Regions from separate parts of the Homo sapiens genome. Here regions 1 and 2 are each linked to region 3. Evidence: read pairs that join two places in POLR2A ChIA-PET (ENCODE). Cell type or tissue: CD4-positive, alpha-beta T cell. All regions are shown on one strand. Each heading gives the region's core, and the rest is flanking DNA. Links, peaks and the distances in the headings are about the cores only.

Region 1 (9,932 bases), core at 2,185-7,184, 220 kb before region 3:
GATGTCTAATGTCCTGCAGGCGAATGCAGCCCTCTCTCCAGGGGCGGATTGGCCTCTTGGGCCCTCCTCACATTTAGCTCCTGGGGTGGAGGTCAGAGAAACAGCACCTGGTGTGGGCTCAGCCTCTGCTCCTGCCCCAGGGCCTGTGGGAAGCAGAGATGCAGGTGGGAGGGGAGATGGAGCTAGGAGTCAGCAGGGGGACCAGGGTAGGTAATAACCCCCAGGAAAATCCCACAGCATTGAGTTTGAGGGGGTCCTCACCGTCAGTCGGTTTTGTAGCATTCCTAACCATTTGCTTCTGTCTGGGCCCCCAGTTCTGTGTCTTCTTGGTCTCAGGCTCTTAGAAGGCGCCTTTGTTCCTGCATGTTCCTCTAAGGTGCACTCCCTCAGCAAGAGCACCGCAGGCTTCTCAGACCACCCACACCTTTATTTAAAAAGATGGTGTCAACCGGTCAGATGAGGTGGTTCATGCCTATAATCCCAGGACTTTGGGAGGCTGAGGCAAGCAGATCACGAGGTGAGAAGATCGAGACCATCCTGGCTAACATGGTGAAACCCTGTCTCTACTAAAACATACAAAAAATTAGCCGGGCGTGGTGGCGGGTGCCTGCAGTCCCAGCTACTTGGGAGGCTGAGGCAGGAGAATGGCGTGAACCCGGGAGGCGGAGGTCACAATGAGCCGAGATCACGCCACTGCACTCCAACCTGGTCGACAGAGACAGACTCCGTCTCAAAAAAAAAAAAAAAAAAAAAAAAAGATGATGTCAACCAAAAATAAAATTTGAAGGCCCCCTGCAACCATCTGAATGTACTCCCTCCTCAGCCCGGGCACCCTAACATTGAACCTGAAAGACTGGTTCAGGCCATGACAGGAAGTGGGGATCAGACATGATTCATTATACTCCTGCAGCATCAATATCAATGCAGACCTAAGATCTGATAAGAAACATTTACAATCTGTTCTCTCTGAAGCCTGCTGCCTGGAGGCTTCATTTGCATGATAAAACCTTGATCTCCACAAACCCTTATCTTAATCCAGACACTCCTTTCTAATGGTAGTAACTCTTTCAACCAATTGCCAATCAGAGTATGTTTAAATCCACCTATGACCTGGAAGCCCCTCGTCCCCGACTTAGAGTTGTCTCACCCTTCCAGATGGAACCAATGTAAATCTTATATGTATTGATTGATGTATTGTATTTCCCTAAAATGTATAACGCAGGCTGTACCCCATCCACCTTGGGCACATGTCATCAGGACCTCCCGAAGCTGTGTCGCAGGTGTGTCCTTCACCTTGGCAAAATACACTTTCTAAACTGATTGAGACTTGTTTCAGATACTTTTTGGTAGACAATGTCATTCAGTCCTGATCAAAGTAGTTCAGTTTAGATAAATTTATGTACAGGGAGATAGTCCAGTTCAGTTAAGAGCATAGGTATTAGAACTCAGCTAGACCTGGGTTCAAATCTTTTGCTCTGTAATTTATTAGCTGTGTAACTTCAGGCAAGTTACTTAGCTTCTCTGAGCCTCACCTTCTTCTTGTACAATATGGGAATAACAGTGGTAGCTACCTTATTGGGCTGAAGATTAAATGAGCTAATGCATATACATGCTTTATGCTGTACTGGTAACTAGTTACATTTAGTTGCTTAAACATTAGGTAACATTAAGTTATCAAAATGGTTTTACAATGTATCATGTGATACCTATTTACATATGATGTAAAGCAAAGCATACCCCCATTTATTATAATAATAGCCAATAGTCTATTTTGAGCTGATGAAGATAGGGGTGGCCTTTTACCTTATGTTCTGTATCAGGGCCACATGTCATAAATGCCCCATCTCTGGGTGGCAGCACTCAGACCTGTTTGCTTTGGCTTTATGGCCCTCTCCTTGGTTGCGTTTCAGAAAAAACTCGCCATGGCATGAGTCTGCCTCTGTGTCATAGAGATAGGAAGGGAGAAGAGACTGGATTCAGCTCATTTTCCTGTGTATCACCGGAGCAGCCAAGCACAAAGCCTCACCACGCCTGTGGCAAACCCTGTTCCAGGCACCTGGGAGGTGGGCCAGTCTGATGGCAAGGTGTCTAAATGCCACTTCTCTTTGCTAACGTTCCTCCTCATCTTGGCCCAGATCCCTGGCCTCACTGGCTATTTTATTCTTAGGGTAGAGTCCCCCCAGCCCCACCCCTACAGACCTACAGGACACAGTGACTAGGCAGAGACCCCGGAATCTGAATTTTTATGAAGCCTGCCCCCGGCCCCAGGTGATCCTAAAGGGCACCCTGGCCTGGGAACCACCATTGAGGACCTACAGCCATTGCCTCTCTCCTGAGGGAGGAAAGGGGGCAGAGGTCTTACCTGTGTCTTATCAGTGCCCTCCCTTAACTGTCCTCCTGGAGACACCCCTGCAGGTGTCCTTCCCAGGGAGAAGTTCAACAGAAAAGCCCTGAGGCTGTGGGAGGGCACCCATTCCTCTAACTCAGGCCTTTCCCAGGAAGGACAGAAATAGTGGGAAGAGCAGGCCAGATTGTGTGGACTGGGGGCTTTCTCTCCTTCTCCAAGGATTCCTAAGTCAATTCAGCCTTCCAGAGTGGCATGAGCTCTGGCAGAGCCTGATGGAGACTTGGGAACCGGGGTGACAGCCTGGCCCTGAAATGCCTTCATTGTGAGGCTCCCAAAGAGAAAAGTTTTTCCAGTCTCCCACGTGCTAACGCCTCTTCTTCAAATCCGTTTCTCATCCAGAAGACCAGTGTGTTTGTTCAACATAGCAAAGTGTTTTCTGAGCACCTGCTCTGTGCCAGGCACTGAGCAAAGACAGGGATGCTGAGATGAATCACACATCTCTGAGCACTTCTGGTCTCCTGAAAGGCATTTCAGAGTGAGTTCTGAGGATCCACAGTAGCAAAACAAGCTGGGGTTTGTTAAAAGTGTAAACATCCGAGCCCTCAAAACCCAGGTCTGCAGAATTTCAGAGAGCGGGGTCCACCTGCAATTTCGGAGGGCCTCTTATAGAGTCTCATTCACTCTAAAGTTTGTGAACCAGTGGAAATTAGCTATCTAAAAAGGCCAGGCGTGGTGGCTCATGCCTGTAATCCCAGCACTTTGGAAGGCCAAGGCAGGTGGATCATCTGAGGTCAGGAGTTCGAGACCAGCCTGGCCAACATGGCGAAACCCCGTCTCTACTAAAAATACCAAAATTAGCCAGGCATGGTGGCAGGCACCTGTATTCCCAGCTACTCGGGAGGCTGAGCCAGGAGAATTGCTTGAACCAGGGAGGCAGAGGTTGCGGTAAACCGAGATCACACCACTGCACTCTAGCCTGGACAACAGAATGAGACTCTGTCTCAAAAACAAACAAACAAAAATGTAGTGACCTCAATTTTATGTTTATTGTATGAAATATATACAAATAAAAAGAAGGAAATTAAAACCACTCATTCTGATCCTACTTTCCTAAGATAATCATTGTTGGCATTTGATGAAATATCCCTCTAGGGGTATGTGTGTGTGTGTGTGTGTGTGTGTATTTAGACATATATTGTAGCATCTACATGGTAGCTGATACTGTGCTAGCCCCTAGGGACAGATGAGATGAGTAAAAGAGTGGTCCTGCCATATGGAACACCTGCAGTCATGTTACATGATGCCTGGCACAGACAGCTTGAAATCCAGCCTTGCTCACCTGCTCTTACCTTTTTCCCACAGGTATACATAATCAATGTGACCTGGTCTGACTCCACCTCCCAGACTATCTACCGGAGGTACAGCAAGTTCTTTGACCTGCAGGTGAGTTTGTCAGAGCTCGGACAGTGGCCCAAGTCTCTCTGGTGGGCTGGCCTCTCTCATACCCTCGCTTATCCAGGGAGCCCCCAAGAGAGCTGTCAGGGTCAGAGTCCAGGTGGGAGCAGAGGGACAGAGGAGGGAAGCTGGAAGGTGGAGCTGGGCTCGTCTCAATCTTGCATACTGCAGGCAGACACTCAGGACTTTGTTGGCCTCCTCTGATGGTCTTAACAGTAACGCTTTGTCACCCTCCCTTGCCTGCAGGGTAGGAAACTGTGGTGAAGAGGCGGGAGGATGGTGGGAGGTGCTGTGTGCCTGACCAGACGTGTGTCTATAAACATCCAGGGTGAGACAGAAGCCACTGCATCATTGCAGGCAAAGAAAAGCAAACACTCAGGGAAGACCGAAACAGAAAATAAGCAATTTTTTCAACTACAGGCACAAACTAGGCATACATACCACGGTGTCTGTCTGACCGAATGAGGCACTTGCCACCCAGTTTGTACATGTACGTGGTAGGTGTGTGTCTCTAAGACACAAAGGCATGTTCACAAGGGAATGGTAGTATGGGTCCCACAGCTACCCCTGCAGACACCCCCCTTGATGCCAGCTAAGTTAGTCAGGCCTCTTTGGGTTGCAAGTGATAGTTTTACAATTGCACTGGCTTAGACACAAAGGAGATGTGATTGGAAGGAGGGACCAGGGAAGCTTGTGCAGCCGACCACATGGTGAGAAGGGCAGTGAGGCAGAGGCTTCAGGAATGCCTGAAACCAGGATCTGCTCTCCCTCTGTCTTGTCTCTGCTTCCCTCTGGCACTGCCCTCAGCTTCTGTTACCTCACACCCTGAGGAATATGGCTGTCAGCAGCTCTAGAATTTTATATCTTTTGGCTCCCAACAGAGGGGAAATTGACTCCCAGTTCCAAGTTGAAAAATCCCAGGGACGATTTTGATTGGTCTGGCTTGGGTCAGATGCCCTCTCTGGACCAATCAGTATGGCTGGGAGTTGAGGGTCTTTTAGCACAGACATGGCCACTAGGGAGCCCACCTCTGCGGATCACAGGCAAGTACTAGAGAAGGGAGAATCAGTGTGAGTTGAGCAGCAGCCCTTTCAGGTAGAGCCAAGATGTTCTAGATTCCTCTCGGGGTTGTGAGCCTGGTTTAGGCCAATAAAAACACAAAGAGACACTCACTTCTACCCTCACAGCCAGGGTCCACTCCTTTCTTGGCAGGCCTTTGGTTGTCAGTCATCTTGGAGAGGTCATCTTGGGTACCGTGTGCTTGCCCCCAATACCTAATTCTATCTCATTGTCCTCATTGCCCTACCTATGAGACAAGCCAAGGGTGACCTAGCTTCCTGTATTACAAATCCTTTCTTAATCCAACAATGTGGGATTGAATATCCCATTGAATATGGGATTGAAAGCCACTCCCTACTCTCCAGCCTTCTTCCTCTTCCCTCCTCAATTCATGTCCAGTCTCCTTAATTCCAGTGTAATCTGGTGGGGTTTGCTGATACCCCATCAATGGGTGCAGTGTGCTGGACAGGAAGTGATAACTCAGTTGGGGAGAGGGAACCCTGAAAGGACTCATTGATGAGCTGGAGGGGGCCTGAAAGCCAGTGGAAACTTCCAAATCAGAACTTTTCTTCCCCCTCTTCCCTTATGGTCCCCCACCCACTCCTGCATTGCAGAATCTCAGGAGAAAGGAATGCTGCTCCCCCACCACCACCTCCCTTGCCTGGAGGGCTCATTCCCTGTGTGTGGAAAGGGGATACGCAAGCAGGGAGCAGCTAGTGCAGTGTGCTGGCCCTAGCTTGGCAATGGCCATGAGCTTGGCCAGGCTTGTCCACGTGGGTCATTGCTGACCTGTAGATGCAGTTTGGGAAGGGGTTGGAATCGTTCTTTGGAAATTAACTTATGAGCCAAGCATAGCATCTTTACGAACCCATTTTACCTGCCATGATGAGTTTTAGTGGCGTTCATTTTGAAAAGCCTTGCTTATTTATCAGGTCGCTGATTTTGGTATGGCGGATCCTATAGAGGAAGAACAAAGGGAGTTGCTAACTCCATCTCTGGTCATTGGTGCACCTCAGAACTCATGTCCCTGAGAGATTGTGTAAGAGAGCAGCTTAGAGTTTAGGCACTGGGGGCACATTCCCTGGGACCGGTTACTGGCTGTCACCACGTAACTCCGGACAGGCTCCTTCACTTCTCTAGGCTTGCTTTTCTCATCTGTAGTGTGAAGGTTCAAATTGCCTGCCCGGTAGGGTTGTTAGGAGGAATGAATGAGTGAATCCACGTTTCTCCCAACACTTAGTTGCCTAGTGAGTTGCCTGGTGTTAGCAGGTTGCAGGGATGTTGGGCTGCATGGCTGGGGGGCGTCTAGGGGCTGGAGACCCACTCACTGATGTTGCTTTGTGGCTTCCCTCACTTGGCGTCACTCTGTGGTGAGCTCCCTGTGCCCAGTCCCTGCCGGCGTATTCAGAGCCAGGTAGGCCTCAGGCTCCTCTCTGAAGCTGTCCTCTGGGGCAGGGTGGGAGCCCGCTGGGAGCTGGGGTGTGGCCCAGGGGCAGCTCTCAGAAATGTTTTGCTCCTTTCCTTTTTGGCTGACTCTGAGAGTCCCAGGCTCACCAGGCCCACCTCCAAGGAGCTGCTCCCCGGGTTTCACCAACTCGTGGTTCTAAGCCTCCTGGGGGCCACAGACCCCTCTGTGAATCTGATGGAAGCCCTCTCCCCAGGAAAAGAGTGGATACATACAATTTTACTTGCAGTGGCAAGTGTTCACAGACCCCCTGTGGACCCCCAGTGAAGAACTAGCGAGGTGCGATGGTGTGCCTGTAGTTCCAGCTATTCAGGAGGCTGAGGTGGGACGATCACTTGAGCCTAGCAGGTCGTGGCTGCAGTGAGCTATGATTGCACCACTGCACTCCAGCCTGGGTGACAGAGTGAGACCCTGTCTCAAAAAAACAAAAAGAACTGCTGAGCTAAACCAGTTTAGGTCGTGAAGCATACATTCACACCCGGTACTACTTGGGCAGCACTTGGGGGTCTATTCAGATAACAACAGGAGGCCTGGACACCCCTTTGACCCCTTTGATAGACCCTTGGTTCCCCCCTGTACAAGTTGGTTCCCTGCACCCCAGCGTGGGTCTCCCCGTACTTCCCCTCCCTTATGTCTCCCTCTTCAGATGTTTTCCTTTGTTCCCGAAGGCCAGGCACCCACGAGGCGGCCTCGGGTTCCCACCTGTGTCACACAGCCCGGGAACCACGTGCAAAGCGATCCCAAGCGGTCGCTGACCCTCTCTGGTCATGAGTTGAGGGCCATACAGATCCAGTTTCATTCGGAACAGCACATGGACCCTCTGTTTCTCCCTCTGGGAGCACACAGGGAGATGGACACTTGCACCCTGCCCTTCACACTCTGCAGCCATGAGGCCAGGAAGCACTTGAAGGGTGCTCTGTCATCTGAACAGAAACCCCACACTCTTTGGTTTTTCCATTTCTCTCCACAGTAGCTTCCACATCAGCACAGCCCTTCCCCACCCCCTCACCCCCACACTCCCCACCCCCTCCCAGATTCTAAGATCTGAAGCAGAACATTTCTCTGGTTATTATCTTCAAAGCTCCTGCCTGGACCTAACTGCCCTGCATGTGAAGCCCTGCATGTAGATCCTTGGAAATGAACAGTCTCAGGCACACACCAGCCCTGAGAACAGCAAGCAGGAGGGAGCCAAGAGCCTGAGGCTTGTCCTTGGAGAAGGTTCCTTGTCCCTTTGGGGTGACTCATGGCATTAAGGACAGGGTACTTAGAACTCTGATGGTGCATTGAGGAGCTGTTCACCGGAAATGGGGAAAGTCAGAGGGTTGGGAGAGATGGAGAGAACCTCCCCCCGCCACCGATCACCTGGTAACTGCTCATTCCACGCTTTCTGAAGCCTTAGGACCGTGCAGAGCAGAGCCATTTATCTCAGCGTCCCCTTCCCATCCCACCACCCACCTTCTTCTCTCACAGCTTACCTGCTACCTGTGAGGTCTTGGATTAGGGTTGCCAGATAAATATGAGATGTCCAATTAAATTTACATTTCAGATAAACAGCAAATGCTTTTTTAAGAATAAGTGTGGGCACTGGGCGTGGTGGTTCATGCCTGTAATCCCAGCACCTTGAGAGGCCAAGATGGGAGGATTGCTGGAGTTCAGTAGTTCAAGACCAGCCTGGGCAATGCGGCAAGATCCCGTCTCTACAAAAAATAAAAAAAATTAGCCGAGTGTGGTGGCATGTGCCTGTAGTTCCAGCTACTCAGGAGGCTGAGGCGGGATAATTGCTTGAGGCCGGGGAGGTCCAGGCTGCAGTGAGCTGTGATTGCGCCACTGCACTCCAGCCTGGGCAACAGAGTAACACCCTATCTCAAAAAAAAAAAAAAAAAAAAGATGTTCCAAACATTTCATGGCATATACTTACACTAAAAAACGTTATTTGTCGTTTATCTGAAATTCAAATTTAATTATGCATCCTGTATTTTCACTTGTTAAATCTGGGAGCCCCAGCCTGGCTGAGTGTGAGAGGCGAGGGTGGAAGTAGAAAGATGAGAGTCCAGGCTGGCTCCGGGTAAGAGTGGATGGGCCTGTGCTGAGGCCCCCCAGGCAGCAGCTTTTGTACAGAGCAGAAGTGGCGCAGGCTGAGGAACACACTTTTGAGAAGGACAAGGTCTCTTCCTGCCAGGAGTCTACATCTCGTGAGGAAGGCAAACTTGGAAACAGTTAAGTCCACTGTAGATGAACTAAATACTAGATTGAGGTACAAGCAACATGCTATGAGATGAAGAGGAAGGAAAGAGCATTCTTGGGAGAGGGAACAAAGAAGATGCCCATATGGTCTCTCTCTCTCTCTTTTTTTTTTTTTTTACTTTTATTTATTTAGTTTTTAGAGACAGGGTCTCGCTGTGTCGCCCAGGCTGGAGTGCAGTGGTGTGATCATGGCTCACTGAAGCCTCAGCCTCCCAGGTTCAAGAGATCTTCCAGCCTGAGCCTCCCAAGTAGCTGGGATCACAGATGCATGCCACTATGACTAGCTAATTTTTTTTTTTATTTTTTGTAGAGACAGGGTCCCACTGTGTTGCCCAGGCTGGTCTCAAACTCCTGGGCTCAAGTATCCTTCCGCCTCGGTCTTCCAAAGTGTTGGGATTACAGGCATCAGCCACCACACCCGGCCCCCATATGGTCTTAATTAGTGACAGCAGCCTAGGGTGACATAGCCAAACACCCACACTCTAGTTTGGGGGGATTTGGTTGTTTTTTGAGAATTCTTATCAGGGTAAAATATGTCTCTGGTTTCCTTCCTTCCTTCCTTCCTTCCTGCCTTCCTTCCTTCCTTCCTTCCTTCCTTTTCCTCCCTCCCTCTCTCCCTCTCTCCCTCCCTTCCTTCTTTCCTTCTTCCCATCCTTCCAATATTAAGTGTCTGCCTTGTACATCCAGGCGGTGTGCCAGCTCTGGGACACATTGATGATCCAAAGCAGATCTGGTTCCTGCCTTTATGGGTCTCACAGCTTAGTGAGGGAAGACAGATTTTAGTTAAAAAACAAAGACAAACAATATTGTTTTACACCATTCCAGATGTAACAAAGGAAGGTGCCATAGACATATTATAGGGAAACCTTATACTCTGGGATCAGGGCAGGCTTCCTGAAGAAGTAAGTTTTATCTGACACATCAGTGAGTTATTTTATCTTATTTTACTTTTGAGATGAGAGACTCTTTTATGCTTCTAATGAAAGCCAAAGACTCTCTCCCCAGACAAGTGCATGAATGTGCACCTGTAATTCTAGTAACCTTTTTGGTTATCCATACCCTGCCTGAAATCCATCCATGAGCACCAGGATAACACCCTCTGCTCTTCTCCAGACCTTCTTCTCTCCCCATATCTCCTGCCACGAGCCTTCAGACCCAGACTCACACGCAGGGGCTGCCCACTTAGAACCCCCAGGTACGGAGGCTTTAAAGCTGTACTGTCCAACGCGGTGGCCACTAGCCACATGTGGCTATTTAAATTAAAGTTAATTAAAAATTTTTGAAATTAAATTTTAAAAATTAAATGAAATAAAAGTAAATGTTCAGTTCCTTGGTTGCACTTGCTAGATCACAAGTACTCAG
Region 2 (9,932 bases), core at 2,645-7,644, 760 kb after region 3:
GGTAACTCCTAGGTTTTGCCATGGCAATGGTAAACTGACATGGCACACTGGCAGGCATGTCATGGAAAGCTGCTTCTGCCCCCCTACCTGTTTTAGCTAGTCCTTAATTTGGTTCCATGTCCGAGCCCCGCCTCCTACCTCAAGAGGACTGAATCAAATGCTCTAAATCACTTGGTTAATTGGCCCAATGATAGTAAATAAATTCTATCTCCTTATGCAGAAGGAAGCCCAGATCTTTGACAAAACTGGAAGGTCTTTGCCAAGACCCCACAGTTAACCGTCTGAGCCTCAGACTGTCCTTAACCAGTGATGTGATGATAAATAAATGTTTAACAACCAGGTCTGGGAGGGGCGGGGGTGTGCGGAATAGCCTTGATTTGTAATGTTTGCTGATTACTGTGGTGTAGATACTCCCAACGTGACCAATTTTAAACTACCAATGTGATGCCAGTAAACAGGGTTGGAAAGAGACACATAGTAGCATTATATGTTCTTTACCGTTGTTATTATTACATAGTAAATGCCATTATGTAGTATTTCCACCATACTGATAGGTAAATGTAAATAACCTCAAGGGCACAGATAACAGTAACATGTAGTAAAATAACTAGGAAATGATCAGTTTTGAGTATCTATTACCTTTGTTTTTAATATAACTCAATTGTAGGTTTAAGTTTTTTAAATTGGCTGTTTCATATAAACAGCTCATAAAATTCCTGAAAATTTAAAAATCAGTTCTAGTGAGCTATTAAGAGCCAACCCTCCCAGGAGAAATGGGCCACGCTTGTCTTAAAGAAAAGCAGTTCCTGGCTGGGCGAAGTGGCTCATGCCTGTAATCTCAGCACTTTGGGAGGCCGAGGCAGGTGGATCACCTGAGGTCAGGAGTTTGAGACCAGCCTGGCCAACTTGGTGAAACCCCGTCTCTACTAAAAATACAAAAATTAGCGGGGTGTGGTGGCGTGCACCTGTAGTCCCAGCTACTCGGGAGGCTGAGGCAGGAGAATCACTAGAACTAGGTGGAGGTTGCAGTGAGCCGAGATTGTGCCACTGCACTCCAGCCTGTGAGACAGAACAAGACTCCGTCTCAAAACAGACAAACAAAAAACGAAAAGGAGTTCCTGGGCTGGGGACAGTGGCTCACCACACCAGCACTTTGTAATCCCACCACTTTGGGAAGTCAAGGTGGGTGGATCTCTTGAGCTCTGGAGTTCCAGACCAGCTGGGCAACATGGTAAAACCCCATCACTACAAAAAAATACAAAAAATTAGCCAGGTGTAGTGGCACATACCTGTGGTCCCAGCTGGTCCCAGTTACTTGGGAGGCTGAAGTGGGAGGATCACATTGAACCCAGGAGGTCAAGGCTGGCAGTGAGTGCGCCACTGCGCTCCAGCCTGGGTGACATAGCAAGAACTTGTCTCAAAAAAAAAAAAAAGAAAAAAGAGAAAGAAAAGCAGTTCCCCTGAGTCTCCTTGTTGACAGGAGGGAAATCCTTCCCTATTGTGGGAGGGTGAGAGTGAGTGAATGTTCTATCAGCCTCTGGTGGCCACAAAACCTGAGGCAAATGAGGAGCCCTCTCTGCAGTCACACTCGTAGATGTTAGCGCCCTTCTCTGGAGGGTGGGGATCCAGTCACAGAGGCCGTGCAGTGGGGTGGGAAGCGCAACGGATAAATTGGACCCAGACCACCCCGGTGCTCTGCCCCAGCTCCCGTTTCCTGACCCTGGATCTTAGGCCCATCACTAACTTCCTGAGCCTCAATTTCCCCATGGATAATGTGGGGGAACCTAACACCTGCGCTGCCCATCTTCCGAGGCTCTGGTGAGGATGAGAGGCAGAAAAGAGTGTGTGGGCAGGAGAGTCCCACACAGACGGGAATGCAAATGACTCGAAGTCAGGTTGCAGAGACAAATCCTCCCAGTGTTGTCATTTACAGACTGCGTGGCCATGGACACCTTAGGTGGCCTTAAGCCTTGGTTTTCCCATCTGTAATATGGCGGGGGCGGGTGGTAGGGAACTGGGATGTTTGTGTCATAGCGTTACTGTGAGGATGAAATGTGAACCTATGAAATACATTTAGTGCCTTGATAAATATTGGGTTTCTCGTCGTTGTCTATATCCAAACCCACGAAATGAGTCCTTCTCAGGGTTTTATACAAACCTCCCCAAAAGCCACCAGTTTGGTCAGGAGGGGGAGCGGGTGTGTGCAGATGAGTCCCTCCGCAGGATGGAACCCTGGGGAACCCACCCTCCCCGTTCCATCCCTGCAGGGCCCACTACAGCCCCTGGCCTGCCACCTGCCCACTCCGTCCCCGCAGAGCCAGGGCTGATGGACTGCCGGGCAGCGGGTGGAGAACCCAAAGACAAACTCACGGCTCCAGCACAGGTGTTCCGTCACAGTTTCTGTGGGATTGGGTTTCTTGAGCCTTCTTGGTGAAAAAACATGAAATGAAGGGAATCTGAAGCTATGGTGAGGAACAGGCTTATAACAGAGTAAGGAGAGGCCAGGTGTGGTGGCTCATGCCCGTAATCTCAGCACTTTGGGAGGCCGAGGCGGGCGGATCACCTGAGGTCAGGAGTTCAAGACCAGCCTGCCCAACGTGGCGAAACCTCGTCTCTACTAAAAATACAAAAAATTAGCCAGGTGTGTTGGTGGGTGCTTGTTAATCCCAGCTACTTGAGAGGCTGAGACAGGAGAATCACTTGAACCCGGGAGGCGGAGATTGCAGTGAGCCAAGATTGCGCTACTGCACTCCAGCCTGGGCGACAAGAGCAAAACTCCATCTCAAAGGAAGAAAAAAAAGCCAAAAACAAACAAAACAGAGTGAGGAGAAATTTCAGGTCAAACAAAAATCCTCTTCTCCCCTCACAAACACAGAAAGCTGTACTTTCATCACCTTGGAGGAAGAACAAAAACACTCTTTCAAGGAAAAGAGACAAAGAAGATCCAAACTGTAACTCCTGAGAATTTTACAGTGTTTCCAAGGGGTTACACCGTCCCTGGAAGTTGACATTGGTCCGAATACTGGTGGCAAGCAGCATCACCTGTCCCAGGGGTGACGCCATTTTAGCACTGAATTGCTCTTGGAGGTGAAGCCTGGCTGGGTGTGGGGGGGTCTGCCCCCTGGAGCAAGAGGAGATAGGGTAGCTCCTGAGGAAATGGTGTCTGTTTCATCTTTCACCATGTTACTCTTAGCTCAATATATTGTTCTCTAGTTCTCCCTCACCTTTGAAAAGAAATTACAAGGCTCATGCCTGTAATCCCAGCACTTTGGGAGGCCAAGGCAGGTGGATCGCTTGAGCCCAGGAGTTCAAGAGCAGCCTAGGCAACATGGCAAAATCCTGTCTCTACAAAAAATACAGAAATTAGCTGGGCATGACGGTGTGCGCCTGTAGTCTCACCTGCTTGGGGAGGATGAAGTGGGAAGATCACTTGAGCCTGGGAAGTTGAGGCTGCAGTGAGCTGAGATTGTGCCACTGCACTCCAGCCTGGGCCAAAAGAGAAGAGAAGAGAGAGAGGAAGAAGTCACAAGTTCTTCAGGTGGCTTGTGAGTACCTACATTACAGCTCTTCACTGTCCTGCCTTCTGGTTATTACATTGGCCTTGGAGCCATTAGACCTGGCTTCAAATCCTAGCTCTGCCACTTATTAGCTATGTGATCTTATAAAGTTAGTTAAGTCCTCTGGATGCCACAATCCCATTAATAAAGCAGGAATAATTGCAGCCTATATACCTCAGAGACCTGTTTTGAGGCTACATTTTTTTATTTTTTTGAGATGGAGTTTCGCTCTTGTTACCCAGGCTGGAGTACAATGGCGTGATCTCGGCTCACTGCAACCTGAGCCCCCCGGGTTCAAGCGATTCTCCTGCCTCAGCCTCCTGAGTAGCTGGGACTACAGGCATGCACCACCACACCTGGCTAATTTCGTATTTTTAGTAGAGACGGGGTTTCTCTGTGTTGGTCAGGCTGGTCTCGAACTCCCGACCTCAGGTGATCCGCCCACCTCGGCCTCCCAAAGTGCTAGGATTACAGGTGTGAGCCACCGTGCCCGGCCTGAGGCTAATTTTTTTTTTTAAATGTAGCTAAGATGCTCACACAAGACTGGCATTGTGGAAACCGTCAACCAACAAAACAATAAAGACAAATTAAATTAAAATATTTTGCTAGGTGCAGTGGCTCACGCTTGTAATCCCAGCACTTCGGGAGGCTGAGGCAGAAGGATCATTTGAGCTCAGGAGTTTGAGACCAGCCTGGGCAACATAGCAAAACCCCATCTCTACTAAAAATATGAAAATTAGCCAGGCATGGTGGTGTGCGCCTATAATTCCAGCTACTCAGGAGGCTAAGGCAGGAGAATCACTTCAACCCGGGGGGCGGAGGTTGCCGTAAGCCAAGATTGCACCACTGCACTCCAGCCTGGGTGACAGAGCAAGACCCCCTCTCAAAAAATTAAAATAAAATAAAATAAAATAAAATAAAATAAAATAAAATAAAATTAAAATAAATAATATAAAATAAAATAAAACAACCTGCTTCTCTCTCCAGTTTGATCTCTTGCTACTTCCCAGAATGCAGTGATAAATTGCTCGCAGCTTTCTACATGCCATGCAGAGTCTCCCATTCTAGGCCTCCCATGCTTTTTTGTGCTTTTCAGCACCAGGCACATAGTAAGCACTCAATAGTCTGCAGAAAAAACATTTGCCTAGAATTCCCTTGCACCTTTCTTCACCTGATAAACTCAATTTAGAGGTATCTCCTCCAGGAAGCCTGCCTTAATCCCCTAGTTTGGCTAGATTCTCCTCTGTGCACACATGCTTCGTGGTGCTTTCCATGTGGTACTAAAACTGCCGATGTGCCTGCCTTCCTCTCGAGAATACCATTAGCTCTTCTAAAGAGGAGCCAGGGCCAGGCGTGGTGGCTCCACACCTGTAATCCCAGCACTTTGGGAGGCTGAGACAGGCAGATCACTTGAGGTCAGGAGTTTGAGACCAGCCTGGCCAACATGGTGAAACCCCGTCTCTACCCCAAATACAAAAATTAGCCAGGCGTCGTGGTGCACATCTGTAATCCCAGTTACTCAGGAGGCTAAGACAGGAGAATCGCTTGAACCTGGGAGGCGGAGGTTATAGTGAGCCGAGATCGCACCACTGCACTCCAGAGCAAGACTCTGTCTCAAAAAAAGGAAAGGAGCCAGTCCTAAGGCATCTTTGAATTCTCATGCCTTGGCACCTGCTAGGTGCTCAGTAAAGGCTCAGCTCTTCAGTGAGGCCACACTTGCCCCCAGGCCAGAACCCAAATCCTCCCAAGACCCACAACCCTTCCCAGCAGGTTCAGCAAGAAGCTACCAACCAAACCCACTTCTCCCTCCTTTTCCGAGTCAAACCCCGGTTTTCGCCCCTGGCTGAAAACAGGAAACTGAAGAATGTGGAGTTTCTTGAAATTCTTGTTCACCAAAAGTACTCTGTTTTGCAGTTCTGGGCGTTGGTACTGTCGCCATCTGCACTTGGTCACATGGGGCAACAGAGACAAACAACGTCATACTTCATTACAGAAATGAGGAACTCAGTGACCCACCAGCCTGGGGTTCAATGGCATGGTGTCCCCTCTAGACCTGGGCACCCAGGGTACATGCACAGCCTCTGGCAACCAGCCCCTAAGAGTTACACCATTTTGTTTTTGTGCCACTCAGATATTAGCTCAAAGGCAAGAATGATATACTCCCAGTTCTTTCCCGTGGTTTTAGAACAGAACTGTCTCTAGATGCTAGCATGGCCCTACTGGGGTTGCCTGAAGGAACCCAACAGTTTAGAAAGAACAAGTCAGCAACCACTCCACTAGTGTCACCGAGAGGCCAGGAATGTCCTCTGCCAGAGGGTCAAAGACAGGGGTGGCGGCATGTCTGGCTAAAACTGGCCTTCAGAAAAAACAGCGCTGACTGCTGGGCAAGCCAGGGCCTAGGGAGGACAACACTCACTTGCCAGCACCCCCTGGGTGCCAGCCCACCAGTGAGCACTCCACTTATGGAGGCAGGAACCCCTTCCTGGAGGGTTCCTAGGATGTGTACTACCTTGCTTTGCCCATCTGCAGTCTTGCTGGGTAGGGGTGTCCTCCCTGGGCAGAGAAGTAGCAAGCTGTTCTTCAAACAAGGACTTATACCTGGCCAGGCACAGTGGTTCACGCCTGTAATCCCAGGACTTTGGGAGGCTGAGGCAGGTGGATCACTTGAGGCCAGGAGTTCGAGACCAGTCTGGGCAACATGGTGAAACCCCATCCTTACTAAAAATACAAAAATAAGCTGGGCGTCATGGCAGGCACCTGTAATCCCAGCTACTTGGGAGGCTGAGGCAGGAGAATTACTTGAACCCAGGAGGTGGAGGTTGCACTGAGCAAAAATGGCACGACTGCACTCCAGCCTGGGCGACAGAGCGAGACTCCATCTCAAAAAAAAAAAAAAAAAGCACTTACACCTAAGAGGTCAGTCTTAAGCAGATGGTAAAATGAACAAAGGAACTCTCCTTGTATTAGGAAAGAATCATTGGCCCACAATGACAGATTCTGGCACACTGGTGGCTTCCTCACTACCTAAAATCAGCTCCGAGACCTCTTGCTTGGCATTCAAGACCTCAAACTACCTCCCACTATTCCCTGAAAAGCTCCAAATCTGTACCATTCACTTCACCTCAAACTTAACTTATATTGTTAATTAACTATTTCACACAAGTATGTTTTTTTTTTTTTTTTTTTGAGATGGAGTTTCGCTCTTGTTGTCCAGGCTGGAGCGCAATGGTGCGATCTCAGCTCACCACAACCTCCACTTCCCGAGTTAAAGCGATTCTCCTGCCTCAGGCTCCCAAGTAGCTGGGATTACAGTCGCATGCCACCACACCTGGCTAATTTTTTAATATTTTTAGTAGAGACGGGGTTTCTCCATGTTGGTCAGGCTGGTCTCGAACTCCTAACCTCAGGTAATCCACCCGCCTCAGCCTCCCAAAGTGCTGGGATTACAGGCATGAGCCACCATGCTCGGCCATGTTTTGTCTTTCTGACTGTAAGTTCTGGAGGGCAGAGGCCTCATCTTCTATGTCTTTGACATTATCCTGAGCCTCTGACACAGTGCTGGGCAGAAAGTGGGCAACTCGATACATTATACTGTGTGTTAAATTCCAAGGCCAAGCATATACCCCCATGTCTATCATATCAACAAAAAAGATCTCTCAGAGTGCTTGCTTTCTTTTAAATGCCATGTTTTGGCCGGGCACAGTGACTTACACCTGTAATCCCAGCACTTTGGGAAACCAAGCCAGTACGATCACTTGAGCCCAGCCTGGGCAACATAGTTAGACTCTATAGGATCACTTGAGCCCAGCCTGGGCAACACAGTCAGACCCTATCTCTCTCTCTCTATATATATATATATATACATACATATAGTTTTTTTCTTTTTTTTTTTTTTTTTTTTTGATACAGGGTCTCGCTCTGTTGCCCAGGCTGGAGTGCAGTGGTGTGATCTCAGCTCACTACAGCCTCCACTTCCTGGGCTCAAGCCATCCTCCCACCTCAGCCTCCCACATAGCTGGGACCACAGGCACACAGCACCACACCCAGCCAAGTTTTGTATTTTTTGTAGAGATGGTGTTTTGCCATGTTACCCAGACTGGTCTCAAACTCCTGAGCTCAAGTGATCTGCCTAGCTTGGCCTCCCAAAATGCTGGGATTACAGGCGTGAGCCACCTCGCCCAGCCCATCTCTGTTATTTAAAAAATAAAAATAAAAAAATAGCTGGGCACAGTGGCTCATGCCTATAGTCCCAGGCCAGGGTGGCTGGCCTGTTATCCCAGCACTTTGGGAGCTCAAGGCAGGCGGATCACCTGAGGTCAGGAGATTTGAGACCAGCCTGGCCAACATGGTGAAACCTCGTCTCTACTAAAAATACAAAAATGAGCCGGGCGTGGTGGTAGGCACCTGTAATCCCAGCTACTCAGGAGGCTGAGGCAGGAGAATCACTTGAACCTGGGAGGCAGAGGCTGCGTGAGACAAGATCGCGCCACTGCACTCCAGCCTGGGCGGCAGAGTGAGACTGTGTCTCAAAAAAAAGCCATGTTTTAGCAACAGGGTATCTGACAAAACTTGTCTCTGCTTTCTCGGGATCTGATTTTAGCCTGTTTGTGGGACTTTCCAAAGTATTCCAAACATCAGGAACACACCCTGACAGAGAGAGGGGAGGACTCCTCAGAACAGAGTGTGGACCCAGCAGCACTGTCCAGCTGCCCTTGGCCCTGTGGTTTCTCTTTGGCCCAGGGCCCTATCCTCAATGACTGTGTGACAACCTCTCAGTCTCTGTGTGGAGAAAAGTGCTTGTGGTTTAGGATCTTGAGGTGCAATTTCCTGAAGACTGAGGAAGAAGAAGAGGGAACAAAGTGCAGCAAGAAAGAGCAGTAGCATTTTTGGGATCAATTTTTATTTGGGCTTCTCACAGTGGTTAGAGCCACTCTGTCTTCAGAACAATCACAGCACAGGAAATGCGTCACTGAGACTGCCCAGAAAAGTCTGACCAGCTGAATCTTATTGCTTAAAATACACATATTCACAATAACTGACAAAGGGTAACGTGCCTCACACAGGAATGTGTTCGCATTTGCAAATCTTCTGACTGGCTGTAGCACCAAACCCTCCACCGACCCCGTCTCATTCACGTGGAAAGCCAGCCTCAGTCACATCTCCCTGGCCCCCTAACGATTCCTTCAGCTCCCTATTAAATCTCTCTCTGAGCAGGGCAGCATCCTGTAGCGGGGGCCAAACTGTGACCTGGGAACCAAGCCCAGCTCCGCAGGTTGCATTTCCGTCTTCTCGTGCCTTTAGGATAGGACGCTGCAGTGAGTCCCACAGTTAACACTTGCCCAGTTCCCCACTCTAACTGGGGAAAGGAACTTGAGAGGCTCAGAACTCATCCATTTGATCTGTTAACTGAAAAAGGATTCATTTTGGTAAAACTTGTTCGCCTTTGAGACACTTCAGTGAGTTATTTGGGATTCTTAAAAAATAAAAAAAGGTGGAAGGAAAGGCATCTGAGGGGCTGTGACACACTCCGGCTACCTCTGGCCACACGCCAGCTTGCTTGTGCCTGTTGGACTCACCAGAGGCAGGCAGGCCCTGCGGCTCCTCTAGAGCCTGCAAAGCCTCCTCCTGGCAATTCTGGGCAGGGCCGATGTCTGGGCCACAGCTAGTCCAAGCCTGTCATTGAAGACCCAGTCAAGCTTCTGTCTGAAATTCCACCTTCTTCTGTCCCAAGTGGTTGTGGACACCCCCGGGCGCTGGTACTGAGGACCAGCAGCAGCCGAGGGAGGCAGACAGGCTCAGAGCACGCTTCCATTTATAGGGAACAGAACGCAGGCCTCCGAGTGTCCACGGAGCAATGTGCAAATCGCAGTGATGAGTAGAGTAAAACCTCTACTTCGAGCACAGTATCTCTGGCAAACACAGGGGACTGCAGTCGACAATGCTGCGGAGTACACCCGAGTACACAGTCAGACATTTGTTCGGTAAACAGTAAATGCGTAAGATCAATGACCTTGAGAGGCCTGTCTGTGCTCCAGACGTGTGGTTCACGTGGAGAGAATGGCTGCCACTCAAAGTATCTTCACAGGAAAACAGGGCTTGAGGCACACACACAACAGACAGACACACACGGCTCACCCAAAAAGTCACTGTGTACGGACTTAACTTTGTTCAACATGGATTTTGGTTTTGTGGAATCTAAATGCAGACACTCGTTTACCTCACACCCTTGGATTTGTCTGTTTTTGGACATATATATATATATTTTGTTTGTTTCTTTCTTTCTTCCATAACATCAATGCTTCGTCTGAATATCATCATCGTTCAAGAGTTGGGGGAAGAAAGACTTCATATGCACAGGGCCGGGTGGGGAATGTT
Region 3 (9,932 bases), core at 2,057-7,056:
GGAGTGCAGTGGCACGACCTCGGCTCACTACAATCTCCACATCCCAGGTTCAAGAGATTCTCCTGCCTCAGCCTCCTGAGTAGTTGGGATCATAGGCACATGCCACCACACCCAGCTAATTTTTTAATATTTTTAATAGAGACGGGGTTTCACCATGTTGGCCAAGATGGTCTCCATCTCCTCACCTCGTGATCTGCCAGCCTCGGCTCCCAAAGTGCTGGGATTGCTGGGGTGAGCCGCTGCGCCCGGCCTTCCTCTCCTTTTTAACAATCCTCGCCTCCCTCTTTCCCTCCTTCCTTCTCTCCTCCCTTCAACAAATCCTTACCAAGGACCTACCAGGCATCAGGCCCCGTGCAGACAGAAAGCTAGAGACAGCCCCTGACTTCAAAGAGCTGGCTGTCCAGGGAGCCTCTGACAGCTGTCCTCAAACTCCTTCCTCTGGGCCGCCCTGACTACCCCCAGACCACATTACTCCCTCAAGTACACACACACATGCACTACAGACATACAACTACACAACCACAAAGGCTGGGGTAATATTTGTTCTGTGCCCAGGACTCCAGTTTTGTTTCTCCAGTGAAACCATGAGCTTTCTTTTTTTTTTTTTTTTGAGACGGAGTCTTGCTCTGTCGCCCAGGCTGGAGTGCAGTGGCGCAATCTCAGCTCACTGCAAGCTCCACCTCCCGGGTTCACACCATTCTCCTACCTCAGCCTCCTGAGTAGCTGGGACTACAGGCGCCTGCCACCAGGCCCAGCTAATTTTTTTTGTATTTTTAGTAGAAACGGGGTTTCATCATGTTAACCAGGGTGGTCTCGATCTCCTGACCTTGTGATCCACCCGCCTCAGCCTCCCAAAGTGCTGAGATTACAGGTGTGAGCCGCCGCGCCCAGCCCATGAGCTTTCTTAGAACAGGAAATAGTATTCACCTGTGACTCTCCTACAAATCCTAACATAATGCCCTGCACACACCTAAGTGCCCAATGAGATCTTTTTTATCTGTAGTTATTCTAATTCATTTAGTTGTGTTATTATTTCTAAGAATATTCAATAGATGCCCACAGGGTTTCTCTTACTGTGTTAATATTTTTCCAAGTTAATTATCATCTCCTTCTTTCAGGAATTCACAACTCCTATTTACTTTTCTTGCCTTGTTGCATTGGCCAGAATTTTCAGAACAACATCTGTAAGCCATCTCTATTATATTCCTGACTTTCATGAGAATATTTCTGATGTTTCACCAATAAGTATGGAACTGGCTGTATGTTTTGTGATACACATGAGTGAAGGAAATAACCTTCTATTTTTAGTATACTTAGGCTAGCCACAAAGCCAAGCATTCCTCTATAAGGTTAATAATGACCCTTCATACATTGCCACTGGTTAGTTATTCTTTTGAAGTCAGTCAGGATCTTCAAACACCAATTTGCTGGTTGTGATGCCCAATTTTCCAAACAGATCAGGAGCACTTTGTTGAATGTATATTGAATTCTGGGTGGTTCTTCTTCAACACCCACCTTGGCCTATCCTCCTCTTGGGAGAGAGAAATCTGGATTTTTTTAAGCCTCCCCTTTGCTCCAGTCTAGTAAACCTCTTTGGGCAACAGAAGCCTTACTGGAAAGCTGCTTAGCTATTATTAGATGGTGCTGAGGGAAGAAAGTACCTTACTCTTATGTAATTTCCTTGCCCTGAGGAGTAGTATATCCTGGTCAATGAAATCAGCTTGACTATTTTTTATTTTTTATTTTTTTGCATCCCAGCCTAATTTCTTTTTATTCCATCTTGAATTCTCACCCAAGCCTGATTCATCTTGCCTGCTTGCTTGATTTTTCTCTTTCTCTTTCTTTCTCTCTCTCTCTTTCTTTTCTTGAGATGGAATCTCACTGTTGCCCAAGCTGGAATGCAGTGCCACTATCTCAGGTCACTGCAGCCTCTGCCTCCCAGGTTCAAGTGATTCTCCTGCCTCAACCTCCCGAGTAGCTGGGCTTACAGGCGTGCACCACCACACCCAGCTAAATTTTTTTGTATTTTAGTAGAAATGGGGATTTGCCACATTGGCCAGGCTGGTCTTGAACTGCTGGCCTCAAGCAATACATCTGCCTCGGCCTCTCTAAGTGCTGGGATTACAGATGTGAGCCACCGCACCCAGGCTTTTCATTTCCTTTTTATTTATGTTTCACTCCATCTTCATTTGGTCTCTTTGCAGAGGTGGAAGTCCCCAATGTTTTTTATATGATTTCTCATGCTCTCACAAGCCAACAGCATTACATGCATTAACATATGTGTATTCAGTTACTCACATGTGCCTATACACAGTACGCCAATCTCATAGAGTAACTACCTCATGCTCACTCATCTACACACATTATCTTATCTATCAAGCCTCCTGGGCTGAGGTCTAGGCTAGGGGCTGTGAGGCCCAGGGGTCTCCAAACTTGGGTAAGCATACTTACTAAAGAAAAACAATTCAGATGTCCAGAACCTGTCCAAGGTCTACCGAATTAAAATCTCTGGAGGGGGGGTCCAAGAATCTGCACTTTAATAGGTCCTCCAGGTAAATCTAACGAAACCAGCTCAGTCTCACAGAGCTGGTTCAAAGACCGGCACTTGGAAAGCATGAATACCTGCTCACTCTGGGGTACAAAGGTACCAGGAGACACTTTGTGAAAAGATTTCCGGTCAAATTAGTATGGAAAAACTCTACACCAAAACCACCATCACCGTCTCCTTAATCAAAGTGCATATTAAAGGCTCTGAGAAGTCTTCCAATAAAGAATCTTCCTCCCTTCTTTTCTTAACTCAATGCACATCCCCCCAGTCCTTTCAAACCCTGTGCCCCCGAGAAAAGGCAGGCCCAGAACTCTGCAGCCCCACTTCCCCCAAGGCTGCCTGCTCAGGGATTCCCCCGAGTCCCCCAACCAGACACCACCCTGCACCACCTGACTACTGACATTCCAACCTTTTTTTCTCATTTGGACTCACAAACTTCCTTAAAGGTGAGGACCTTTATTTCCATTTTGGAGAAATGGTAACCGAGACTCAAAAAGTTAACTGCTGGGGGAAACCTTTTTTTTTTTTTTTTTTTGAGACGGAGTCTCACTCTGTCGCCCAGGCTGGAGTGCAGTGGCACGATCTTGGCTCACTGCAAGCTCCGCCTCCTGGGCTCAGCCATTCTCCTGCCTCAGCCTCCCGAGTAGCTGGGACTACAGGCGCCCACCACCATGCCCCGCTAATTGTTTGTATTTTTAGTAGAGACGGGGTTTCACCGTGTTAGCCAGGATGGTCTTGATCTCCTGACCTCATGATTCGCCCGCCTCGGCCTCCCAAAATGCTGAGATTACAGGCGTGAGCCACCGCACCTGGCCTTTTCCTCTCATTTTTGAGTGGTCAGTGGGTTGTGTGCTTCTGGACTGTTTATGTATCTGTGAGACTATGGGTTGATCTGATTCTGGGCATCAAACTCAATAATCCGCGCTTTCCCTCGCCTCACCCCCCAGGTGAGTCTCCCAGGTGACATATAAGGGCCACTGACAAGATGACCAAGTCCCGCCCAGAACTCACCTTAGGTGTCTGTGATTCCTTAGCAACACCATCATGAGCCTGGAGGAAGGGGAGCTCGCCCTTTGTCTCCTACCCGGATCGTCCCCGCCTCCAGGAAAGGCATACGCCCAGGCGCAGCTGCGGGCACTCACCGAGGATGCGGATCTGCGTGATGGTCCCGTGCAGGCCGAAGAGCATCCAAAGCGGCTGCGAGGCGTCCACGCACAGCTGCATGCCGGCGGCCGCGCCATTGTGGCTGAGGTGCAGCTCGCCGTCGGCGTTGACCACCAGGCCCAGGATGTCGCCGCTGTGCAGGGGCCCGGGCACGCGGCACACGGCCCAGAATTCCTTGCGGTCCACCAGGGCCTCAGGGCTGAAAGGCAGGTCGGCCGGCCGCAGCGTGCCGGGGTCGCACGTGGTGACGCCGAACGACAGCGCGCCGGGCCGCGCGCCACCCGAGCGCGTGACCTTGACGAAGATGGTCTCGGCCACGCGCACGGGCCGGCTGGTGAAGACGAGCGCGCGCTCGTCGCGCCCGTGCTCCACGCGCGCCACCGTCTGCTCGTCGAGGATGCGGACGTGCGCGCCGGCGCGCAGGGCGTGGAAACGCAGGTCGCCGTCGAGCTGCGCCGGCAGCGCGCGGCTGTGCTGCGAGTTGAGTGAGTTCTGCGGGATGGGGCAGCCGGCGGCCGGCGCGGCCTCGTCGCCGTCCGCGCCCGGCACGTTGAGGTCGCATAGGCTCACCGAGAGGCGCGCGTCGTCCGCCTCGCGCCGCAGCGACGGCCGCCGCAGGGCGGTGAAGGAGCGCGGCCGCAGACAGTCCGGGAGCACCAGCTCGCTATCTGCGCGGGAGACACGGGGCAGTGTCACGCAGGGCTCTCGGGAGGCGGCCCCGGCGCGCCCCGCTGTCCGGTCCCTACGCGCGCACCGTTACAATCCCGGATGGCTAATGGCGCACACGATGCTTGTGACATAAATTAGCGAACACAGTCAAGAAACGACTCTTGCAGGACATCTGTTTAAGCAGAGGAATAGGTGGGGGGAAGCACCGAAACTGAAACCATGTGGATGCTTCCAAATGCTCACAGGTGCTTGCTATATGCATATGTGTACTTCCTCATTTTCTACAGTAAACTTGTATTCCTCATAATTTAAAATTTTCAAAAATTTAACTCCTGGGCTCCTTCCGTCTTATCCCTAGCAGCTAGAACAGCGCCAAGCATTCTGTTGACAAACAGTAACCGTCTGTCGAGTGCACTGACGAAGGCCTAACATCCTGGAAAGCCAGGGAGCAACCACCCCCCAGCAAACACACAGACACCCTCTTTGCGTACATTGTCTCATCTAACCTTAACAATCACCTTTTGAGGCTACCATTGCCATGTCAGGACACAGGCTGAGAAGTAGATCTATCCAAGATACCCTTTTGAAAGTGGCTTAACAGGGAATCAAACTCATCGTTCTTTTTTAAATCATACAAGTTATACAAAATATAAAACGGTATTTTGTAGAAAATTCAGTTCAGCAAAAAGAAAAAACAATCGCCTATAAGCCCACCACCCAGAGAAAAGCATTTTTAATATTTGGATGTATGATCTTTTGGCCTTTTTAAAGGCTGTATTTTTGGGTTTTTTGTTTGTTTGGCTTTTTTTTTTTTTTTTTTTTTTTTTTTGAGACAGGATCTTGCTCTGTGGCCCAGGCTGGAGTGCAGTGGAGATATCTCAGCTTACAGCAACCTCCGCCTCCCAGGCTCAAGCCATCCTCACCTCAGCCTCCCAAGTAGCTGGGATGCACCACCGCGCCCAGCTAATTTTTGTATTTTTGGGGTAGAGACGGTATTTCGCCATGTTGCCCATCTGGTCTCCAACTCCTAGGCTCAAGCGATCCTCCTGCCTCAGTCTCCCAAAGTGCTACGATTAGAAGTGTGAGCCACCACACCCAGCTGGTTACTTTTTTTAGTGCAAAAATTGAGTCATGCTATATAAACATCACTTGTTTTTTACCTTTTATATGTACTACATCACTTTGAAAATGTGATGACATTGACCCTTTTCCCCAGAAAAATGAACATTCTCACTAAATTCTGTAGATAATTTCTCGGCATTCATGAACTACATGAAGCCATTCATGGGCAAGGACTCCAGGCTAAGAACCCTGGTAGCTTTTTTCAAAATTTTCAAAAATTTAACTCCTGGGCTCCTTCCATCTTATCCCCAGCATCTGAACACCTCTCCGTGCCAATAACTGTTTCCAACACCATATTCTTCTAATGGCTGTGTTATGTTCTGCTTTATGGAGTCCTATAACTTTCAATAAAAGTGATCACCATGTTCCATGAATTACCCCTGCAATTCATCCTTACGGCAGCCCGTGGAAGTGTTCCCGTTTTACAGATAAAGCTCAGCGGCGTTATGACAGCCGCCATGTGGCAGATCCAGGATTGAAAAAAAGGTCTGTCCAACTCCTAATGCCGCATTCTTCACTTCCAGACTCTCCTTGTTTATTGAAGCCTTTCTGCGTGAGTCAATCTCTCCAAATATGCCTGGTGCCACTGTAAGCCGCACCATGGACCGATCCCTTCCTTTGGGCCTTCTCCCTGAACCTCTCCAAGGGAGAATCTGTGCTGTCTCTTCAGGAACTGGGTTAAGGATGGCTGGGGTTCTCAGGTATGACAGCAAAGCTTGGGGGATTGGTCTGGTAGGGACAGCAGAGGCCAAAATTCAGTTCCAACTGAATGTAGACATGGTCACTAAACCTCCCTCTTTTCTTTCACCCTTTCACTGCCCCTTCCAGGAACTGTGTTGTCTGGCCCCCAGAAAGCTCTGGGTGTGGGCCCTTCCCCCCAAGCCTCCTGAAGCTCTGGAGAAGCCTCCTGGGGCCTGGCTGATTGGGGTTTCCTGGAATCGTGTTGGCGAGGAGGAGGGAGCCGGCCAGAAAATGTGATTATTCCAGGGAATTGACTCTGTGACAGTGATGGTGCATAGAGGCTGGGGGGCTGCAGAGAGGCAGAGGCAGAGGCCAGGAGGGCCTGTGCAGGGGGGAGGTAGGAGAGACAAATGGTGCAGAGTGGGGGAAAGCCAGTGGGCTGACCTGGACCCTGGGGAACAGTCCCTGCTCCCTCACCCCTCTGGGATTCCAGGCACTGACCCTTGGGAACTTCAGAGGGTGGGAGACAGAGAGGGGAAGGGGCAGTAACAGCAGGGAGAAGAGGAATCAGGTCGCTCAGAGATGTCCAGCCAGAGCCTCCAGGAACACAGCTGTCACAGGGCCCACACCACCCCCTCAGGACAATCAGTCCAGAGCTCCTGGGGCTGGGCAGACCCTCAGAACAGAGCTCTTAATGGGGCTGGATGCAAGCTATCCTGGTCTCTCTGCCCCTTCAGGAGTCCCCTTCTACTTAAACATGCACACTACCAGGTGCTCACTAACTTCCAGGCAACCTGTTCCATTGTGGAGTTAATCTGTCTTTAAAGAGTATTTCCTTCTTTTAAACCAAAATCTACCTCCCTGTATTTAACCCACTACCTCCTGAGCTGCCTATCAGCCCAGTACTGAAGACAATTCTCAGGGAATACTCAGAGTCCCCACACACCTTCCCACCTCTTAGATAATGAACAAAACCAGACTCAGTACTCTAGATGTGCACCAACCAGCTCAAGGCATAGTGTGGCCATCACCTCCCTTGGTATATATGCTATACTTCTAATAATGCAACCTAAAAGTACATTAGGTTTTTTTCAGTAACCAACATTCATATACTAGTAGGCAGGACAGGAGCACAGTTAAGTGCAATGAATTTGAAGTCATCAGTCTAGGTTCAAATCCTGGCCCTGCCATTTCCTGTATGACAGGGCTATATGACTGGACAAATAGCTGAACTTCTTGGGGCCTCTTCAGCAGTGAAATCAGCATCTACTGATTTACATAAAATCTGTATCTAATACTCCCCTTAGAAGAGACGCTGTGAGGATGAAAAGGAGTAAGGTACACAGGGCACCTAATAGGAGACCTGGCACAGTCATTAGGTTAATATAAGCCGTTGTTATTGGCATGTGAAATGCCACATGATTCAGAAGAAAGTGCATGGGCTTTGGGGTGATCCAGGTCTGGATCAGGCCTAGGTTTAAATGTCTGATCCAGCACTTGGCTGGTGGCTTTTGGGTAAGCAACCTTCCTCCCAGCCTCAAATTTCTCACCTAGAGAATAGGGGTAATAATACCTGCCCTGAGTTGTTGTTGGAAAGATCCGAGGTAAAGTGGGACCACCCCCAGCACCCAGAAGCTACCCGATAACTTCAGATATTAGTATTTGCTTGGCTTGAGCACAGTCTCAACTAAAAGTCAGGTACACCTGTCCTCAGACCATGGGCTTTTTGAACCTTAATGCAGGATTTCACATCAGTCATGATGGGTACCCAGGAAATACTCATTGAATGAAATCACCAAAGACCAAGAAGCAGCAGCTAAAATGTAGAGGTGAGAGGATAAAGAAGAAAGAAAGGAGAAACAGTGGAGGATGTACAAAGAGAAGGGGGTAGGAAGAGGATCCCTTTAGCCTTGCTTGAAATCTTGCTAGAGTTGGGAGGGGAGGGACAAAAGCTGCTGGGAAACAGCTAAAAACGGAACGAATCCCTAGGGCCAGTGCCCAGCCCAAGTCTGTCTTCTCTCCCTCTCCACCCCTCAGGGTCAGGAGCAGCTGCAGGCAGCCAGCAGCTCCAAAATAACCATCCCATCAGTGAGCCCAGCTGTGTCGAAGCCCTGAAATAGATGAAACTCGAGACACAGGAGCTGGTTAGAACACCCTCCGCAGAAGGGACGGCAAAGGTCACAGTTGAGTGAGCTGATACCAAGTTAGAGGTCAGGGCAGTGTTTGGGGCCCCAAGCCATGGGAGAACACCATGGGACCAACCTCGGCCCAAGACTGCACCACTTGATGGGTAAGGCTTAGAAAAACCAGATGGGCAACCTCTCACCCCAAGCAGTGGGGTGGCCCCACATTCGGAAGCAACAAGTTACATAATCGGTGCCGGGACACGTGCCCACCTGCTTTGGAGGTGTTTATGATGGGAACAGAGATGGCACAAGGCCATGAGGAGAAGCCGCTAAGCTGACTACCCTTGCATGTCCCATCATTCAGGAAAGAACCTGTCAGTCTTCAGCTCTTGCCTGTTCTGGTGCCCGGCAGTGGCTCTACCAACACCCTGGGCCAGAGCAAAAATAAGCAGACCCTGCCAGGGCAGGGAGGTCCCGGCCATGTGTTTCCCCTCCTCTAGGTGGTGCTGGGGGCCCTACTCACTGACCTACTGTGTGCCCAGCCCTGGGCAGGGAGTCTGGGAGAGGGAGGAGCCAGGAACTGGGCCCTGGGAGCCAAGAGTCAGTGGAAGGGGCAAGGCTTAAAGGCAGGACATGTTTTTTTTATTATTATTATTTTTTGATACGGGGTCTCGCTCTGTTCCCCAGGCTGGAGTGCAGTGGCACGATCTAGGCTCACTCACTGCATCCTCTGCCTCCCAGGTTCAAGCGATTCTTGTGCCTCAGCCTCCAAAGTGGCTGGGACTACAGGTGCACACCACCACGCCTGGCTAATTTTTGTATTTTTTGTAGAGACAGGGTTTCACTAGGTTTCCCAGGCTGGTTTCGAACTCCTCAGCTCAAGTGATCTGCTGGCCTCAGCCTCCCAAAGTGCTGAGATTACAGGTGTGAGCCACCATGCCTGCCCCGAAGTCAGGAAAATATTTGAATACAATTCAGTTACCAGAGTCTTAGTATCTAGGATTAGACAGGACTTTCGAGGAACTAAGGTACTAGGAAATCCATTTATCCCTGCCAATCTCTCAGCTAGAGGCTAGAATGGCCCTAGGGTCAGGAAGTTTACCATCTCCCAAGGCTACCTATTCCCCACCTTGGAATAACCATGACTTAGAAAAACTCTCCTGGTGGGAATCCATATGTATCCCAGATACCCTCCTTGGGGCTCCCTCTGAGTCTTCTCTCCTTTACAGTAAATAACCCCTTTAGGATCAAGATCCCCAACTAAGGCTGAAGTCCCCTTCCTGTTTCAGAGTGGGCTAGGGAAGGTATTCTGGACGACACAGGAGTTGACCTGAGCTGAAACACAGGAGGGTTTGGGTTGACAGGTGAGAAAACTGTTAGCAAACACCTGGTGAAGAGCAGGAGTGGGAGCGGGAGGAGACAGACTGAGGAGGGCCCCAGGGCTTGCTGTTGCCCAGAAAGCCACCCGGCCCTGCCATACGCTGCCAGCAGTGCAGGGTAACCAAGGCAGGACCTGGGCGTGGGGGACCTCAGGGCAGGCCGGGGCCTCCTTTGAGGCAGAGCTTGCCGTCAGCCTGAGAGTCCCATTTGTTGACGTTCTCACATCCGGAGCACTGGCTAAT

What was found. ChIA-PET counts read pairs that join two places held together with the same protein. Peaks named below come from ENCODE experiments on the same cell type or tissue, not always from the same donor. Only the 100,000 strongest peaks of a DNase experiment are listed, where the experiment ranks them.
Region 1: POLR2A ChIA-PET joins it to region 3 with 5 read pairs; 1 of 35 experiments calls an interaction of 5 or more read pairs at or near these places.
Region 2: POLR2A ChIA-PET joins it to region 3 with 6 read pairs; 1 of 35 experiments calls an interaction of 5 or more read pairs at or near these places.

The regions. Positions count from the first base shown.
Region 1 is chr10:103,795,140-103,805,071 of GRCh38, reverse strand. SH3PXD2A (SH3 and PX domains 2A) reads left to right here. Exons shown (of 15, transcript NM_001394015.1): 2 at 3,710-3,790. Among named protein-coding and RNA genes, the nearest start is that of SH3PXD2A-AS1, 53 kb to the right of the region's middle. RefSeq lists enhancers at 456-1,299, 4,300-4,801 and a silencer at 3,991-4,070. In CD4-positive, alpha-beta T cell, for the core only: no CTCF peak of the experiment used is centred there; a DNase peak (open chromatin) is centred at 4,071; H3K27ac peaks cover 246 bases.
Region 2 is chr10:102,814,771-102,824,702 of GRCh38, reverse strand. It overlaps WBP1L (WW domain binding protein 1 like), which reads right to left. Exons shown (of 4, transcript NM_001083913.2): 4 at 8,441-9,932. Among named protein-coding and RNA genes, the nearest start is that of CYP17A1-AS1, 13 kb to the left of the region's middle. RefSeq lists an enhancer at 8,750-9,283. In CD4-positive, alpha-beta T cell, for the core only: no CTCF peak of the experiment used is centred there; a DNase peak (open chromatin) is centred at 5,512; H3K27ac peaks cover 390 bases.
Region 3 is chr10:103,578,984-103,588,915 of GRCh38, reverse strand. NEURL1 (neuralized E3 ubiquitin protein ligase 1) reads right to left here. Exons shown (of 6, transcript NM_004210.5): 4 at 3,691-4,380. LOC124902496 (a long non-coding RNA gene) reads left to right here and starts at 5,173. Exons shown (of 3, transcript XR_007062277.1): 1 at 5,173-6,204; 2 at 6,332-6,477; 3 at 7,927-8,945. RefSeq lists a silencer at 4,443-4,502. In CD4-positive, alpha-beta T cell, for the core only: no CTCF peak of the experiment used is centred there; a DNase peak (open chromatin) is centred at 4,075; H3K4me3 peaks cover 1,384 bases; H3K27ac peaks cover 836 bases.